Linked DNA regions of Homo sapiens: region 1 is linked to region 2. Evidence: chromatin contacts called from ENCODE Hi-C or POLR2A ChIA-PET data. All regions are on one chromosome and are shown on one strand. The core of a region is the stretch at or near the end of the contact, and the rest is flanking DNA. Distances in the headings are between cores, read along the strand shown.

Region 1 (2,788 bases), core at 151-2,650, 280 kb before region 2:
GGGGTGGAGCCACCGCTTGGGTAATAAATTTAGGCTGCCAGGCCCTGGGAATCGGTGACTTGGGCACCTCCTGGCGAGTGTGGGAGAAAGCGGCTGGACCTGGGCCAAACTTGGGTGAACGATGAAGGCAGGAAGAATGACCTTTAAGCCCGCCTCTGTCGCTCTCTCTCGGCCACCTGCTAATGATGTGACCTTGGGATGGTCCGTTTTGTCACCTGTCACATGGGGGTGGCCTTGACAGTAGCTGCTGCCACTCCATGGAGTGGGGTCCCCACACAGGCTTCGGATGCAGTAGGCTGCGGTACCTGCTGCTCCTCTGCATTCTGAGAAACCCAAACACCCCGATTCATTTCTTGGATAGGGAAACTGAGGCTCCACTGCACAGCGGGGCAGTGGGGATGGAGGGAGTCTGAAAAGCCCGGGGCCTCAGAGCAGACGTCGGGGCCTGAAGAGGGGGCTCTAGAGACCTATGACAACCTCACTAAAGAGGGATAGGGCATGGGAAGCAGCCCCCCAGTGCTGCCCAGAGAGGATGCACCAGTGTCCTGGGGCAGCCCAGCATAGGGGCGGGGTCCAGATAGATTTGCGATGGAGGACGAGGAGAATGGAGCAGCAATGGGGTGAGAGAGGGGCCCAGAGGAGGTGAGTTAGAGACCCCGGTCAGCTCAGCTCAAGGTGAGACGGGCTGGAAAGCGGCCCAGAAAGGATGGACCAGGTTCTGGGCAGCCAATATAGGCTCAGGGTTCAGAAAGGGGTTTTGGACCAGCGTAGGGGTGTGAGTGTGTACGTGCCCCCCAGTGCCGCCCAGAGAGGGTGCATGAGCAGCTCAGCAAGAGGGTGGGGAAATTTGGGACCTGGGAGTGAGACGAGAAGCCGTCTAGGCCTGGCGTCCCAGCAAGGGTCTTCGTTTGCAGGGGTACAGAGAGGGTAGGGGGCTCCCTCCCACCCCCTGCACCCACTGACCCCCCCTCCTTTCTCTTCCTCCCCTCGCAGACCGTGCACTCCTGCAGGGGGCCCCGGATGCGATGGAGCTGCGCGAGCTGACGCCCTGGGCTGGGCGGCCCCCAGGTCCGCGCCGTCGGGCGGGGCCCCGGCGGCGGCGCGCGCGTGCGCGGTTGGGGGCGCGGCCTTGCGGGCTGCGCGAGCTGGAGGTGCGCGTGAGCGAGCTGGGCCTGGGCTACGCGTCCGACGAGACGGTGCTGTTCCGCTACTGCGCAGGCGCCTGCGAGGCTGCCGCGCGCGTCTACGACCTCGGGCTGCGACGACTGCGCCAGCGGCGGCGCCTGCGGCGGGAGCGGGTGCGCGCGCAGCCCTGCTGCCGCCCGACGGCCTACGAGGACGAGGTGTCCTTCCTGGACGCGCACAGCCGCTACCACACGGTGCACGAGCTGTCGGCGCGCGAGTGCGCCTGCGTGTGACCCTACCTCACTCGGCCGGCGCGGCGGCCACTCCCCCCGCCTCGACGGCACCACTGGCCGGCCCCGCGAAAGACTGCGCGTGCGTAGAGCACGCCGGCGCGGCCCCGGGACTCTCGCGATAACTGTACTGAGATAAAGTGTGGCAACTCGAGCTGGCTGGTGATTCATCCTCGGCGAGGGGCTCGCGTGTGGGCCACGTCGCCGTCTCCACCGGGAAAGCGGGGACCAGTGGGGGGGGCCCAGCTGCAGGGTAGTGGGAGGATGCTGTTTGCTTTGGGGGAAGGGTAGATGCAAAGTGGGTCCAGTTTATGGCGGACAAAAAGGAAAATGGGGTGAATGGGGCTATGTTGGCAGGGACCGTCCTTCCTGCCTCCCTACGGGTCCCTCTGCCCGTCCCGAGCGTGTTCCGGTCCGCACCTCTTCGCTGTGTGGGCTTCTGGGGAGGGGAAAGGGAAGCTACGCTCGGATGAAGAGACCGAGGTCTAGGTGGACCCCGTTTCCCCAGCTTGTTCCCTTCCGCACCTCTCCGCGGTGCGGGCTTCTGGGATGAAGACACTGAAGTCTAGGTGGGCCCAGTTTCCCCAGATTGTCGCTGACTGCACCTCTCGCTTCTGGGATGAAGAGACTGAGGTCTAGGTGGACCCAGTTTCCCCAGCTTGTTCCTGACTGCACCTCTCTGCTGTGTGGACTTCTGGAGAGGGGGAAAGGGGGAGACACTGTGGGTGAGGAGCCTGAGATCCAGGTGGAATCAGTTCCCCAGCGTCTCCCTGTCCGCACTGATCCCGCTATGTGGGTTTCTAGGAAGGGGGAGCCACTCTGGGGGTGAGGAGAGTGAGGTCCAGGTGGACCTGGGCCTCCCTTATCCGACGGCCTCCTCGGGCCGGTCTTCGCCCACCAGGGTGAGCTGAAAGCCACTATCTCCTTCCACCAGCTACTAAAAATACCCGCACGCTGCCCACCTCCCGGCGGGGAGAGGCCTGGGGCGGGCGCCAGCCCCATCCAGCCCGAAGCCGGCGCCTGCTGGTGTAGAGCTGGGTCCCCAGAGACCTGGGTCCTCGGCCCATAAAAGCCCTGGCCGGGCCTCCACGGGGGGGATTTACGACGAGCCCCTGCGGAGTATGGAAAAAGCCCGGCTCGGTGTTTAGATTTCCCCACGGTGTCACCTTGATGCTTGGCAGGCCTCGGGTGTTGGGTTGCCAGAGCGCGGGAGGGGTCGGCGGGTCCCACGGTCGGTCTGAGGGGCGGGGAAGGGGCGGGCACTGCGAGCCCAGAGCAGGCACCGGCGAGGCGAGACTCCTCCCCTCCTGCCCCTCAGACTGGGGGTTCCCAAGGCTACAACCCTTCTCCTTAGCTGGGCCCCCTCCCCTCCT
Region 2 (2,700 bases), core at 157-2,656:
AACACACACACGCACTCGCACTACCTCGGAGAAAATGCCTGGAGCAGTTTAGGTTCTTTAACAAAATAAATAAATTGAAAAAAAAAAAAAGTTTCACTCGCGTTGGTGAAACTTTTCTCCCTTCCAGATCAGTCCTAAGAGGAGAGCTGCGGACGTGCGGAGGGGCATCTTGGGGGCACGTGGAAAGACTGGCGGACGCACGAACCCCTATACTCAGGAATATGGGGTCACAGGGAGAAGGGGAGGGGGTGTCCGAGGCGACCTGAACGCGAGGATTTGGGGCAAAAAGGTGAGAAACAGTTCCCGGGGAAGCTCGCTCGGGGAGTTTGGGATGAAAAGGTGAGAAGGGCAAGAGGGGTTCTCCCCAGGGCAGACGCACCAGCTTTTAGTTAAGGAATGAGAAAAAGGTTCCAGGGGTGCCCCCAAATTCAGTATGTCTGGGAGTCCATTAAAAAGGGGGTCCCCGGGACAAGTCAGATCTAGGAATTTGGGGTAAAAATGAGAAGGGAGTCTTCGAGGTCCCCCCGATGCAAGAAGTTTGCGACTAAGAGTGACAGAAGGGCTCTGGGGTCACCCCAATTTCGGAGGTTTGGGGAGTAAAGTAAGAAGAGGGCCCCAGGTGGCCCCAATTCAGGGAGTTTGAGGGTATGAGTAAAAGAGGGGTCCCCGGGTGTCCCCATCTCAGAGATCTGGGGAGTAAAAGTGAGGAGAGGGTCCCCAAGCGCCCCCAATTCAGAGAATTCGAGGGTTTGAGTAAAAGAAGGGTCCCTGGGTGCCCCCAACTCAGAGATCTGGGGAGTAAACGTGAGAAGAGGGTCCCCTGGCGCCCCCAATTCAGAAAATTCGAGGGTATGAGTAAAAGAGGGGTCCTTGGGTGCCCCCAACTCAGAGATCTAGGGGGTTAAGGTGAGAAGAGGGTCCCCAAGCGCCCCCAATTCAGGGAGTTTGAGGAGTTTGAGAGACGTTCCCGGGGCGCCCCCAACTCAGCGAGTTTGAAGGTAAGCGTGAGAAAGGGGTCCCCGGACGCCCCAACCTCAGGAAGTTTTGTAAAAAGTGAGGCGACGGCACCGCACCTCCCCCGCGTTCAGTCAATAAGGAAAGTGGGGACGTCGCCAGGGTCCCCCCAAACTCCGCCGCGCGCGCGGACGGGGTGGCGGAGGCGGGTCCCGCGGGCGCACCACCCGGACGTTTGGGGTGAGCGGCGGGGACGTGCTGCCCGCCCCCCGGCCCCCGAACGGGGTCCCCGCCGCCCCCCACACTCCCCGGCCGGGCTGGGCCCGGGGCGGTCGCATCGGTCACCTGGAGTTCGGGCCGGGAGTTCGGGCAGCGGCTCCCGCGGCGGCGGCAGCGGCTGCTGCGTGTTGGTCCCCGTTGGTAAGTAACAGTCTCCACGGCTACAGTCTCTATGGCGGCGGCGGTGGCGGCGGCGGCCGCTCCTCCTCCGGCTCCCGCCGCCAGCCAGCCTCGCGCAGCCCGCCCGCCCGACGGGGCGGGGCGTTGTTACCGGCAACGGTTACCAGGCTCCGCGCCCCACCTTCCTAACGGCCCGCCCACGCTCGCCTCCAACGGGCCCCCAAGAGGGCGGGGCGCGAGACCCTACGGCGTTCCATTGGCTGTCTGCAGAGTCTGTCGGAAGGAGGAGGCGTTCCCCCTTGAAAAAGAGTGCGAGACTCGGCCAATGGCCGCGAAGAGGGGCGGGTCTTGGCGGGAGGCGCGCGCGGCTCAGAGGGTTGGCGAACCGGTCGCGCGCGCGGCGCCGTGGGTTGGTGGCGCGTTTTGGGAAAGTCCAGTTTTAGGGGACCCAAGGGACTCCGTTTACCCCACAGGAGGAGTGTGGGACATGTGGGAACAGTCTGATCAGGGGTCAGCAAACTCTCGCTCGCCGCCTGTTTTTCACGGACCCCCAGCTGAAAATTTAAATATATATATATTTTTTACATGGTTAAAAGAAACTATCGGCCGGGCGCGGTGGCTCACGCCTGTAATCCCAGCACTTTGGGAGGCTAAGGCGGGTGGATCACGGAGTCAGGAGATCGAGACCATCCTGACTAACACGGTGAAACCCCGTCTCTACTAAAAATACAAAAAATTAGCCGGGCGTGGTGGCAGGCGCCTGTAGTCCCAGCTACTTGGGAGGCTGAGGCAGGAGAATGGTGCGAACCTGGGAGGCGGAGCTTGCAGTGAGCCGAGATCGCACCACTGCACTCCAGCCTGGGCGACAGAGCGAGACTCCGTCTCAAAAAAAAAAAAAAGAAAGAAAGAAAAAAAAAGAAACTATCAAAAGGAGCTTTTGTGGGGTGTGAACCTGATAGGAGACTCTCTTTTATTGTATTGGGCCCAGTATTTTGAACTAGTTTAAAGATTGGCAAACTGCGGCCTGCGGGTCAAATTCTGCCTGCTTGGGTTTGTAAATAAAGCTTTATTGGAACATAGCCACGCCCATTTCCTTGAACAGCTTGGAAGGCTGCTTTGACACTACAGGGGCGGAGTGGAGTAGTTGCGCAAAGACGGCATGTCCCACGCGAAGCCTAAGATATTTACTATACGGTCCTTTACAGAAAATGTTTGCCAAACTCACCAGCCCTCCTCTCAAGCTGGTAGATTCAGCTACGAGTAGGACAGAAACAGACAGATCCTCATAGAACTTTTATTCTAGTGAGGGAACATTGACAGCAAACAGAATAAAGAGGTAAACATATA

Evidence for each region. A loop is a pair of places that touch in the nucleus more often than their neighbours do. ChIA-PET counts read pairs that join two places held with the same protein, here RNA polymerase II (POLR2A). Pooled maps may share reads with other maps.
Region 1: a map of CD8-positive, alpha-beta T cell shows a loop between it and region 2 (16-fold over the local background). The contact joins the enhancer-like site here to the promoter of RFX2 in region 2. A Hi-C loop is called at or near these places in 3 of 168 maps with a recorded cell type or tissue (CD4-positive, alpha-beta T cell, CD8-positive, alpha-beta T cell and naive thymus-derived CD4-positive, alpha-beta T cell), 1 of 37 single-sample maps with no recorded cell type and 10 of 50 pooled maps. POLR2A ChIA-PET finds 5 or more read pairs at or near these places in 4 of 52 experiments (AG04450, B cell, BJ and 1 more).

Annotation. Positions count from the first base shown.
Region 1 is chr19:5,826,756-5,829,543 of GRCh38, forward strand. It overlaps NRTN (neurturin), which reads left to right. Exons shown (of 3, transcript NM_004558.5): 3 at 994-1,569. The coding sequence ends at 1,418. Among named protein-coding and RNA genes, the nearest start is that of FUT6, 12 kb to the right of the region's middle. RefSeq lists silencers at 1-237, 1,036-1,105, 1,276-1,605, 2,306-2,355 and an enhancer at 980-1,668. Within about 2 kb of position 1,401, at least 30 of the 41 ENCODE cell types and tissues checked have a DNase peak (open chromatin) inside an H3K27ac peak, as active enhancers do; they include B cell and CD8-positive, alpha-beta T cell, where a contact is called at or near this core.
Region 2 is chr19:6,109,094-6,111,793 of GRCh38, forward strand. RFX2 (regulatory factor X2) reads right to left here and starts at 1,407. Exons shown (of 18, transcript NM_000635.4): 1 at 1,300-1,407. RefSeq lists an enhancer at 1-421 and a silencer at 1,269-1,728.